2 separate regions of the Homo sapiens genome follow, and region 2 is linked to region 1. The links are chromatin loops, found by intact Hi-C in ENCODE. Cell type or tissue: dorsolateral prefrontal cortex. All regions are shown on one strand. Links, peaks and the distances in the headings refer to the core of each region. The heading gives the core; the rest is flanking DNA. Region 1 overlaps ANKRD44 (ankyrin repeat domain 44). Region 2 overlaps ANKRD44 (ankyrin repeat domain 44).

What was found. Hi-C counts contacts between places; a loop is a spot of excess contacts. Peaks named below come from ENCODE experiments on the same cell type or tissue, not always from the same donor. Only the 100,000 strongest peaks of a DNase experiment are listed, where the experiment ranks them.
Region 2: it touches region 1 in a loop (2.5-fold over the local background); 5 of 110 quality-filtered maps call a loop at or near these places.

The regions. Positions count from the first base shown.
Region 1 is chr2:197,075,647-197,081,028 of GRCh38, reverse strand. ANKRD44 (ankyrin repeat domain 44) reads left to right here. Exons shown (of 28, transcript NM_001195144.2): 16 at 2,215-2,326. Among named protein-coding and RNA genes, the nearest start is that of ANKRD44-AS1, 120 kb to the left of the region's middle. In dorsolateral prefrontal cortex, for the core only: a CTCF peak has its summit at 2,325; DNase peaks (open chromatin) are centred at 605 and 2,304; H3K4me3 peaks cover 672 bases; H3K27ac peaks cover 4,355 bases.
Region 2 is chr2:197,161,996-197,167,377 of GRCh38, reverse strand. The region is part of intron 2 of ANKRD44 (ankyrin repeat domain 44); the gene reads left to right. Among named protein-coding and RNA genes, the nearest start is that of ANKRD44-AS1, 33 kb to the left of the region's middle. In dorsolateral prefrontal cortex, for the core only: a CTCF peak has its summit at 2,765; DNase peaks (open chromatin) are centred at 2,714, 3,097 and 3,525; H3K4me3 peaks cover 1,420 bases; H3K27ac peaks cover 1,289 bases.

The DNA of each region.
Region 1 (5,382 bases), core at 53-5,052:
TCCTCTGAGTCTTTTCTGCACCACAGGTCACAGTGAGAAGCTTACAGTGCTCAGTGCAGTGCCTAGCACATAGTCAATATTCAATAACTGTTGAGTAAATGAACAAACAAACGAATTGGTACCCACTCCTTGTGCCTCACCCCTGTGGAATCCAGTGGATATGGTGCTCTATGAGTCTGCAGGCACATCGTTGTTAACTTATTTATTCTTCCATTGTTAGAGGAGCCAGTTTTTCTGTGGCCCGAATGCCTGTGTCTACTCCAGGGTTTTCCACTGTGCTCCTCCCATGCCCAGACTGTTGTGGAAAGGAAGTTAGAGAGTGTGGCTCCAATGCAGGTTGTGGGACCTAACTTCGATGGTAATTGGGATGAGGACAGGAAATGCAGCAGTGAATAAAATAGAATGACCAGAGTTTTGCTTTAATACCCCCAAATTTAAAATAACAATATTAAAAGACTAGCATCTTAAGCCACTGCAGCAAACGCTTCCTTTTACAGTGAACTGCAAGCTTGCCCTGAGCCAGACAAGCTGATAGAGAGGGAGGGGACAAGAAAGGTAGGGGGGCAGGGGGAACCAGCTGCCTGAGAGTTCTTCTATGCAAAGGGAGGCCACTCCCTGTATCCAGATACGCCTCTGACGTCATGTGCATCTGTTGGCTTTGCATCTTAATTGCCAAAATTACTAGGCTCTGGGAAGAGAAAAAAACTAGGCATTCCCAGTGAAAACACGGAATGCATGTTTTCCTTACAAGCAATGTGGAGAATATGCAAATTCTACATTACTTTTATTATAATAATACTGTTGTTAGTATATATAGTTTGGCTATATTACAAATTCAATTTATTAACTGATTTTTAGGATATAATCCATTCAGAAATTGGGAATTGTGTGTCCACTAGCATGTTATTCCTATTGAGTGATTTCATTTAAAGAGTCAAATTCAATTTACAGTGAGTCATACCTGGGATCCTTTCCATGGGCATTTAATTACCAAAATAAAAAAGAACTTCCTTCCTTATAAGGTGCAAATGACCGAAGAGAGAATAATAGCAAGACTCTAAGAATAGTTTGATTTATTATTGACATGTGGGTATTTGGTTTTTTTAAAATGTATGGCTTTCATCAGTTTTTCTAGAAATTGAAGTGTCTGTTTTAATTGTCCCTATGTGTAATTGACTTTTTTCGTTTTGCCTTATACCAAAAGATAGGTAAATGCTATTTATAGTTTTTGGGTAAACTATAGAAATTTTCTATTGGAAGGTCTTATTTAATGTATGGGTTGATATTTAGAATCTTAACATTTTGATTTGAGTATGAAATTGAATCAGCTTGGTCTTGTAAAAGACATGTTTGTCCCACTGCCACAGGGATAATGCTGATGCTATGAAGCAGCGCTTCCTGACTAGTGACTCCCTCTTTCCCAGCAGGACTGGACCGTTTGCAGTAGGCCCTGAGCAGAACTTATTACATTCCTGGGTACTTGTGAACCAGAGTTTTGGGCTCTTCAGTGAAGGTGGAGCCGTGCTCCTTCCTCTAAGCATTCCAAAGACTGTGGCTTTTTCAGAAAAATTACAACTCTGCCTGAAAAGGCTTTAAACATTGATTTTTCAGGTCTATATTCCTAATGGTGAAATTTAAGCCTCTTTATTCATATGTGGTTATGAAGTTAATTCTTCATTCTTTAAAAATGCTTACCCATTCCTTTAATCTTTTTATTGTTTAGGCTATTCTTATTTTTTTTTCTTACTCTTTTTAACTTTCATTTTCTAACCTTTGATTTTATGGTGAGGTTAAGAGTAAACCCCTCCCTATTGAGGTTGCCCTGTTACTTGCCCTGATACTGACCACTTCTTTATTGAGACTTTGTTGAACATGGAGCTCCAAAACTTGCTATTCAGTAATCTTGATAACAGATGTTCTTACCTGAAGATGAGGAGAAAAAAATCGTAATTACCCTCTTTTTCCTAAAGCTTTTCCTGAATTCTAGAATGGCTATATTAAGCTCAAATAAAGATAGCTACAGAAAACATACACACACACACACACACACACACACACAATTTTCAACACATAAAACTTCATTGCTGTAGGATTTTTAAAGAAACAAACTCATAAAGTACTTCATGGAACGTTCGTAATAGGAGGATTTACATAAATTATCTTTTTCAGTCCAGAGATGTTTTCTAAAATAACACTTCATCTTTATACTTACAGATGTCTAGAGTTTCTGCTTCAAAATGATGCAAATCCATCTATCCGGGACAAGGAAGGTTACAATAGCATACATTATGCTGCCGCCTATGGGCACAGGCAGTGTCTGGAATTGGTGAGTTGTTTTGTTTTGTTTTCTCTAACACACACACACACACATACCCCAAATCACAGAGGCATTAACTGTTTTTTTCCAGAGTTGTAGCTCTGGCTTGTGTAAAAAGTGGGTCCATGAATCAGGATTTCATGAATTCTGATTTCAAAAAGTGTTTTTTCTACTGCACCATGCTGCCTTCCATTGCAGGTTAGAGCCCCACCACCACCCAAGGCTTTTAAGCACAGCACAAAAGCATGGTAGTCATCGATATAAGGCAGTACCATTTCTGCCTCCTAACACCAGCATTGCCATGGAAGTTGGTATAGACCTATTAGCAAATATGGCTTTGTGTTTAGATCCCATATAAGAAATGCTCCTCACAAAATGTGTATGCGTGTGTGTGTGTGTGTGTGTGTGTGTGTGTGTGTGTGGTAATCAGTGGCAGAGTGAAGGCTTTCTACTGTCACTACATATTATGAGCCTGCCTTCCAAAATATACTTAAGACACAGCTGTCTTTAATTGGTTTTCTCTATGAAAACCATGTCATAATTGTCATGATAAAACAAACTTTTATTATACAGTTTGTTATTATAGTCTTAATAATGTGTGCTGTTCTATAGTACTTTTGTGAGTTATCTTTAATCCTTCATAGTCTAGAAACTCAGGATAATTATCCTAACACCTTCTTTGTATAGAAATAACATATCGCATGCAATATCTTCATTTTTTCAGGAAGACCATTTTGGTACCATTATTTCTGTTATTCAAGTAAGAGTTTTTCCTGTCCATAAGAAGGTTTCACAAATTTTGTCTGAAAATGAAATTACCCCCCTTTGATTAGATCAACATTTGCCCTGTGTAATTTACAAAGAGATGACTATTTGTGACAATTATAAAACATTCAAAAACGGTTAGGAGGAGGTGTTAATTGATCTTAATTTACACTGTCAGTCGAACAGACCGGATTATCAATATAATTGGTAGAAGTGTTACTGTTGTTTGCTTTCAGGAAAGAAACCTCAGTCAGCCGTTTGTAACACAGGATGAAAGTTCTCCTCTCACTTTCCTGAATGGTTTTAGTGGGACAGAAAGTTTTATGTATTCCTATTTTGGAATGCATCCCAAAATTCCTCTGGGGTGTAGTTCGTACAAAGCAAAGATCCTAAGTAGGCTAAAAACATTCTTATGCCCCAACCCCTCCCAATCAAAACAAAACACAACCCTGAAAACAATCCTGGACTTTCCCCTAGGAGTGGAACCACAAATCAGGCCTTTGCAGGTATCTTATCCCCACTGCTGGCTCACCTAACTGTGGATGGATTAGAACAGGAGATAAGACAGGAGGAAAGGGTTCTGAAAGGAGGGAAAAGGGAATAGGGCCTGTCTTTGATACAAGTGTTAAGTGAATTTCAAAAGAAAACATATGTGTGGCCATAAGCGTATGAAAAAAAGCTCAGCATCACTGATCATTAGAGAAATGCAAATCAAAACCATAATGAGGTACCATCTCATACCAGTCAGAATGGCTATTAATAAAAAGTCAAAAAATAACAGATGCTGGCCAGGTTGTGGAGAAGAGGGAATGTTTATACATTGTTGGTGGGAGTGTAAATTAGTTTAACCATTGTGGAAGGCACTGTGGCAATTCCTCAAAGACCTAAAAGCAAAACTATCATTCAACCCAGCAATCCCACCACTGGGTGTATACCCAAAGGAATATAAATCATTCTAACCATAAAGATACATGCATATGTATGTTCATTGCAGCGTTATTTACAATAGCAAAGACATGGAATCAACCTAAATTCCCATCAACAGTAGACTGGATAAAGACAGTATGGTACATAGATACCATGGAATACTATGCAGCCATAAAAAAGAACTAGATCATGTCCTTTGTAGGAACATGGATACAGCTGGAGGACATAATCTTTAGCAAACAAACACAGGAGCAAGAAACCAAATACTGCATGTTCTCACTTATAAGGGGGAGCTAAATGATGAGAACACATGGACACAAAGAGGGGAACTACAGACACTGGGGCCTACTTAAGGGTGGAGGGTGGGAGGAGGGAGAAAATAAGAAAAAATAACTATTTGGTAAAAGGCTTAGTACCTGGGTGGCAAAATGATCTGTACAGCAAACCCCCATGACACAAATTTACCTATATAGCAAACCTGCACATGTACCCCTGAACCTAAAAGTTTTTTTAAAAACCCCAAAACAAGTATTAAATGAAGAAGTGGGGTTTTGAGGGGGATGCTTTTTCTCATATATTTTCCCTCTTTCTGTAGGAACCCAATATCTTAACAGTCTTTAAAACTCCAATTTCCTTGGGTATTAGATGTTAGGAAAGCAAACCAATTAACTTACATGCACTAGGAGGTGAATTTCTAAGACTTTCACATTGCCATGCCAATCTTCTTCCTCATCTCCCAACACAAATAGCCGTCTTCGCAGGGGTCATCCTTTTAACAAATTGTCCCTGACTCTGTGCTTTGTGCTAGAGTTATGTTGACAAAGAGACACACATCTGGTAGCTCTTCATAGGTTATTTGAGCTTCTGAGCAGGAATTGTGCAAGGAGATCATTTTTGACTCCACCATCCCAGCCTATGCTTCTGGCCTGTGGAGGGAATGGAGAGAGTAAATGAGTATGTGTGGTCCTCTGGCCTTCACTACCGGTCCAGGGACTTTGTCCTCTGGGCGCTGGAGTAGGATTGAAGAAGATGGGGGGCCATCTGGACCAGCTGATTTGTGAGGCTGATGAAATGTGTCTTTGGCGCCTCCTCCTGTCTACTCAAGCAATTACAGTGATTATACATATCATTAAATATGTATCATTAAATTTGATGTATATTTTCTTTGACTCTGACACTCAGCTTGGTCTGCGTTTACTTTGGCATTCATGGTTTGTGGCTCCTGTCTGTGATCGTAAGCATGGAATTTATAAACCACTTTGTGTTCAGTCCGTTTTGCTGTAATCAAAAATAAACAGAAATTATTATAGTTGTTTTAACTTTACTTCTATTATACAGACTTATATTTAATTAGTTCCATGAGGAAAAAAGAC
Region 2 (5,382 bases), core at 62-5,061, 86 kb before region 1:
GGCAATGAAATATCTACTTCAATCTGTTTTTAAAAAATTAAAATGTATATTTTATGTGTATCTTATTGCATATTAAATATGATAATATAGTGGCATGTATATGAAGTTTATGAAAGAATAAAAATGTATGTGTTCAAAAAGACTTTTTTTTTTTCTTTTGGCTGATTGGTGGCAGGCGCTGCTGAAAGGCAAATGTCTTATTTCTACCTTATAGCTAATGCTTTTCAAACTTTGATGTGCATACACATCACCTGAGGAGGCTTGATTTTTCTCAGCACAGTGCAAGAGTGACTGGAATTTGGGAAAATGATTCACACAGTATAAACTCAGACTGATTTATAAACAAAAATACCACATATATTAATTTCTATTAGCTTAAAAACTAGACCTGTCACTTATGATGTTATGCTTTTATTCTTGGACAAAGTAATTTCTCTCAGGACACTATATATCACATAAGAATTGACTTGATTTATCTTGAAAAGAAAATATTTGGTTCCTAAATGGTATTTGCAAGAAGTCAATATAGCCTAGCGATAGGTTATTCTAGGATACAGCATAGAATAGTGGCTAAGAGTGTGAGCATTGGTGGCCAGAGTGCCTGGTTCCAAGTGTGGCTCTGCTGTCTACCAGCTGTTATATGACCTTGGGTTAGGTAATTAATCTCTCCGTGCCTCTATTTCCTCATCTGTAAAATGGGGATATCCCATTCTGAGCATAATCCATGAAAAATGCTTATAGCAGGTTCTGGCATATGTTTAAAACAATCATTGTCAGTGATTCTTCTTCTCTGTTCTAGGAATATTTCTTTCTAAAGAATTTACTTTTTGTCTAGAATCAGCAAACTTTAAATTCTGTAGCCATATCCTTATCACATAACATCCTCTTTTCAATATTCCTCGCTTTCATTTGGTGCCTTTGTCATTTAAGTATCTTAAGTGCTTATAGAACAGGGATCCTTACTCATTCATCTTTGTATCCCTAGAACCTATCACAATGCTTGGCTCTCAAAAGCTGCCCATAACAGTTTATGGCATTACATGTCCTTCAGAGCACGTCTTTGGATTGCAGTTTATTGGGTCCAAATTGTGTTGCTTTTGGCCAAAGGCATAAGCATACTTAGAAAGAAAAGTACAGATCCTGCTTGCCAACTCAAAAGCTTTCAGAATCCAGGAGGCAGTGCCATTGTGTAAAGAAGGTGTTAGGGAGTGGTGGGGGTTGTACTGAACTGGACCATTCATACCCCAATAAAGATATTCCACTTTAGATTTTACAAACCTCTGTAACAGTCAAGCAAAATCTGCAGGCAGATTTAGGGTTCAACTTTTAAGCTTTGGTATAGATTAAAACAGGATATTGGAACTTACAAAGTTATGTTTGTTCCCTCTACTAAAGTATGAACTTAAGGCAAGAACAGTGTCATGTCTTTTTGTCTAAACTTGCCTGGAATCTCTATGTTCATTGTAAAAATTATTAGAAAATCCTTCTGTTCATGTCATAAAATGAGTCAAATCATTTACATTATCACTATATAAATGATTTTGAACTAAAAGAAGTCCAAGTTTAAAAGCTATCACGTACCAATAGATGCTCATAGTTACTATTAAACATTTCTTTCATTGCTTAGGTCTTAGGGTAAATGGTTCCTGATGCTATATATGCCAGCATCATATCTCATCAGTAATGCTTCCACAAATTGTATTTTATGGTGTTTGCTCCCAGGAAAACTCCAGCAGTTGACTAACTTATCCATCATCTTCTAGACATGGAACAGCATTTTCTGAGCATCTCTAGTGCTGAGTGCCTCTTACATTTGGCCTTCTGGTTCCCAATCACTATTCCTAGCTGCTTACAGGTACTTGATCACAGGTAACCTGAGATCAGAGACACTTCTTGTGACCCACTCACTGTGGTCGTGCTCACTCGACCTTTCTGTCACCCCAGAAATTACAAGTGGCTGTGCCAAGGATTAGATTTTGTTCACTAAAGATGAAGGCTTGTCCGGTCAGCTCCTCTGTCAGGTGACACCTCCCACGGAGTCTGGCACGTTCCATTTTGTTCCTCTGATCCTGAGCATCTCCAGTCATGGGACCTGTTAGAGAGCATGTTTACCTGGCCCTTGGACATATTCTCCTTCCTCTTGTTCCGATGGTGCCATCTTGTTTACTCTGGAATTTGCTCAGTCTTTCGAATTCAGCCAGCCAGCCAGAAGGGGCGTGTTGAGGAAAGGGTGAAAACATGGGTTAAATCCTAACCGGCAACATTTGCTGAGTGCTAACCATGTGATAGGAACTGTGCCAAATGCTTTCTAAGCATCATTTCATTCCATCTCACACATCTTCAGGAGGTAGGGAGAATGATTCTATTAGCCCCATTTTACAGACAAATAAACAGTAGTTTAGAGGAGGATCTAGTAACTTGCCTAAGGTTATATGGCTCCAAGTGGCAGGGGGCAGGGTTTGAACCCAGTTCTTCCGCCTCCAGGGCCCACTAGGATGTACTGCCATCCTCAGAGATGGCTAAAAACCAAGGTAGAATAAACTAAATGGAAAAAAAAAACCCTCAAAACCCAGGGAACACAGAGGAAGGGACAACTACTTCTGAGAGGCATTGCTGGGAATGCATGGAGGAGGCTGAGGGTTGGGCTGCAGAAGATGAGGAGGCGGCAGGCCCAAATGAGCGGAGGCCTGGTGGCGAGAAAGCGGACGTCCGGGGCAGGAGGGGCCAGCGACCTGAGGTCCGGGGCAGGGGTTGGGGCGCGGGAACCCCGCAGCAGCAGGGGAGGGGGCTCACCGCGCATGCTCCCGGCTCCGAGCGGCCGCGAAGCCGGCCTTTGTTTCTTTCCCACCCAGGAGCCGCTGCGGTGGGGGAAGGGCTCTTCTGAGCGCTGCTCTTCAGCTGGGGGAAGGGTGCGACCTGCCCGACCCCACAGTGTGGCCGCCCCCAGAGAACAGAGGGGCGCCTCAGAGGGAAAGGTCTTCCGCTACCAGGCCCCGCCAGGGAACTCCAGGGACCCCGCAGCTGCGCCTCCCGCCCCTCCCCACACCTTTGACCTTGTGCTGCCAGAGAGGGGTCAAGAACCGCAGGCACCAAGGGGTCTTGCTACCCAGACGCAGCCGGCGGTGTCAGAGGCCAGGCCTCCCGGGACCCGAGGAATGTAGAAAGCCCCCACTCAGCCAGGTGGGAATAAAGGAGCCTCGCTCCCCGGGAATGGAACTTCCCCACCAACTCTGGTTCTAGCCCAGCGACAGGGCTGGACCAGGACTGGGCCTGCAGCACACCGCAGCCTCTTAGGAAAGTCCATCCTTCTGGGAAATTCTTGAGGGATTGAGAAGAGTAAGGACTCCACGTGACCCGGCTTCCTTTTCTTTTTGTACTTTCTGAAGCACTCGGATGGATCCACTCCCCCACTGTAATCTCTTAAACCCTCACCTTTTAAGAAATAGTGGTGGCCGGGCGCGGAGCTTCATGCCTGTAATTCTAGCACTTTGGAGGGCCGAGGCGGGCGGATTACCTGAAGTCAGGAGTTCCAGGCTAGCCTGCCCAGCATGGTGAAAACCCGTCTGTACTGAATATACAAAAATTAGCTGGACGTGGTGTCGTGCGCTTGTAGTCCCAGCTACTCGGGAGCCTGAGGTAGGAGAATCGCTTGAACCCAGGAGGTGGAGGTTGCAGTGAGCCACTGCACTCCAGCCTGGTGTTAACCTTCTGCTCCCCAGTCCTCCCTCCCAGCACTGGGCCTGCCCTGGCCTGTTAAAGATCACCAGCCCACTTCTTCCACTTTCCATGACTGTTCCAACATCTAGATTTCCTACGCCTGGAAATGTTCCACACCAGTAGTTTCATTCTAATGGGAGCCTCTAATTTTTTCATGCGCATGTTGGGGCTAGCCAGAGACTACTAAGTAAATGTCCCACATCTTTAAAAAACTCAGTGCTGGTTTCCTATTCAACAAGCCACTTGGCCTCCCAGGAACTGGCACTGTGGGACTGGTTGTGGACATAGTGTCACTCTCTAAGGATTATTGCAGGTTGAGGTCTCACAGAAACCAGAACTGCACAGCAGGCAGCCCTCATAGGAGGGGACACAGGTGAGCATCGTTGCTGTGGAATGCTAACCCAGCCTCATAGCTTCTAGGTACCACCTTAGCAAGCCTGTTTTTCTCACCCACTGGGTAAGTCAGGTTCAAGTCATGGCTCTAATTTAGAACAACAGAATTGATAGGAAGCCTGAAGGGCTGAGGGTTCTGAGATGGTCAAACAGCTTTGAAACAAGGCCAAGCCCTGCCTGTGATGGACTGAGGTGGTTGCTATCTTCACTCAAGGTTAGGGATAGATGAGAACCACAAAAAAAACCAAGCCATTGATTCCATCCAGACCCTAGTAGACAACCGGTTCTCTGTCTCACCACAGAAACCTGCAGGCCGCCCTCATATAGGCAGACCCTTTTCTTATTGTGGCATAGGCTTTGATAAAAAGTTTAAGATGCATTAAGACTTCTTTCTATTCCTGCAAGACATATATTGAGCACTGACTGTATGCCAGATGTGTTGTTAGGTTGATACAGAGATGAATAAGACTGTTTCTGCCCTGTACCCATAGCCCAGTTAGGGGCAGGCAGAAAAAGGAAAGCAGGCAGTTAGATGTGATGGTACTGTCCAGAAGCCTATAGCATGGAGGAGGGGATGCAGGGTGGAGAACCAGAAGAGGTTTCAGAGGAAAGGACACTTGAGCTCAGTGTGAAAAGACTTTCGAGTGACCCAAAAATCTTAAATTAGAGGCTCCCTGTTTTGTGGCTTTAAAATAAAACATTGTCCTTATGTCTAATGTCCTTGGTTCTCAAGAGGGAGTTGTTTTGTGCCGTATTTCAAAGCATCACACTTCTACATTTCCGTCTGAGACTCGCCTTTTGGACAGGAATGCACCACTGCCAGCAGTCTTGGCTTTGGTGGGAAGAAGGTAGAAGGAGCTCATCAGGTTCATAGAGGAGGAAATACCAATTCTTAGAAATAAAACGGTTCATAAGAGGTAGACCAAAGGTCATAGAGCTCTGTTGGCTTTGTTCAGTGGCATTCAGGGAATGAAGCCTCAATGTCTTGTCACATTTAGGGTGGGAAGAGAAAATCATGTTGGAACAGCTGTGCTTAAAACATAAGCATATCATCTTGGGGGTGAAGTTGGGGAGTGATCTAAGATTAGCATTGACTTGAGGACTATAGAGAGGAAAATGCCACATACCAGAACACACTGTGGGCTAAGGCATTTAGCCAGATGGATCACGAATAGTAATGGGGTCTTCTGGGGATTTCAAGACTGAGTATGAAGCACGCCAGTGACTAGGGGCTGGTGGAAAGAAGGTAGGTGATAGAGGAGCAGACCCTCC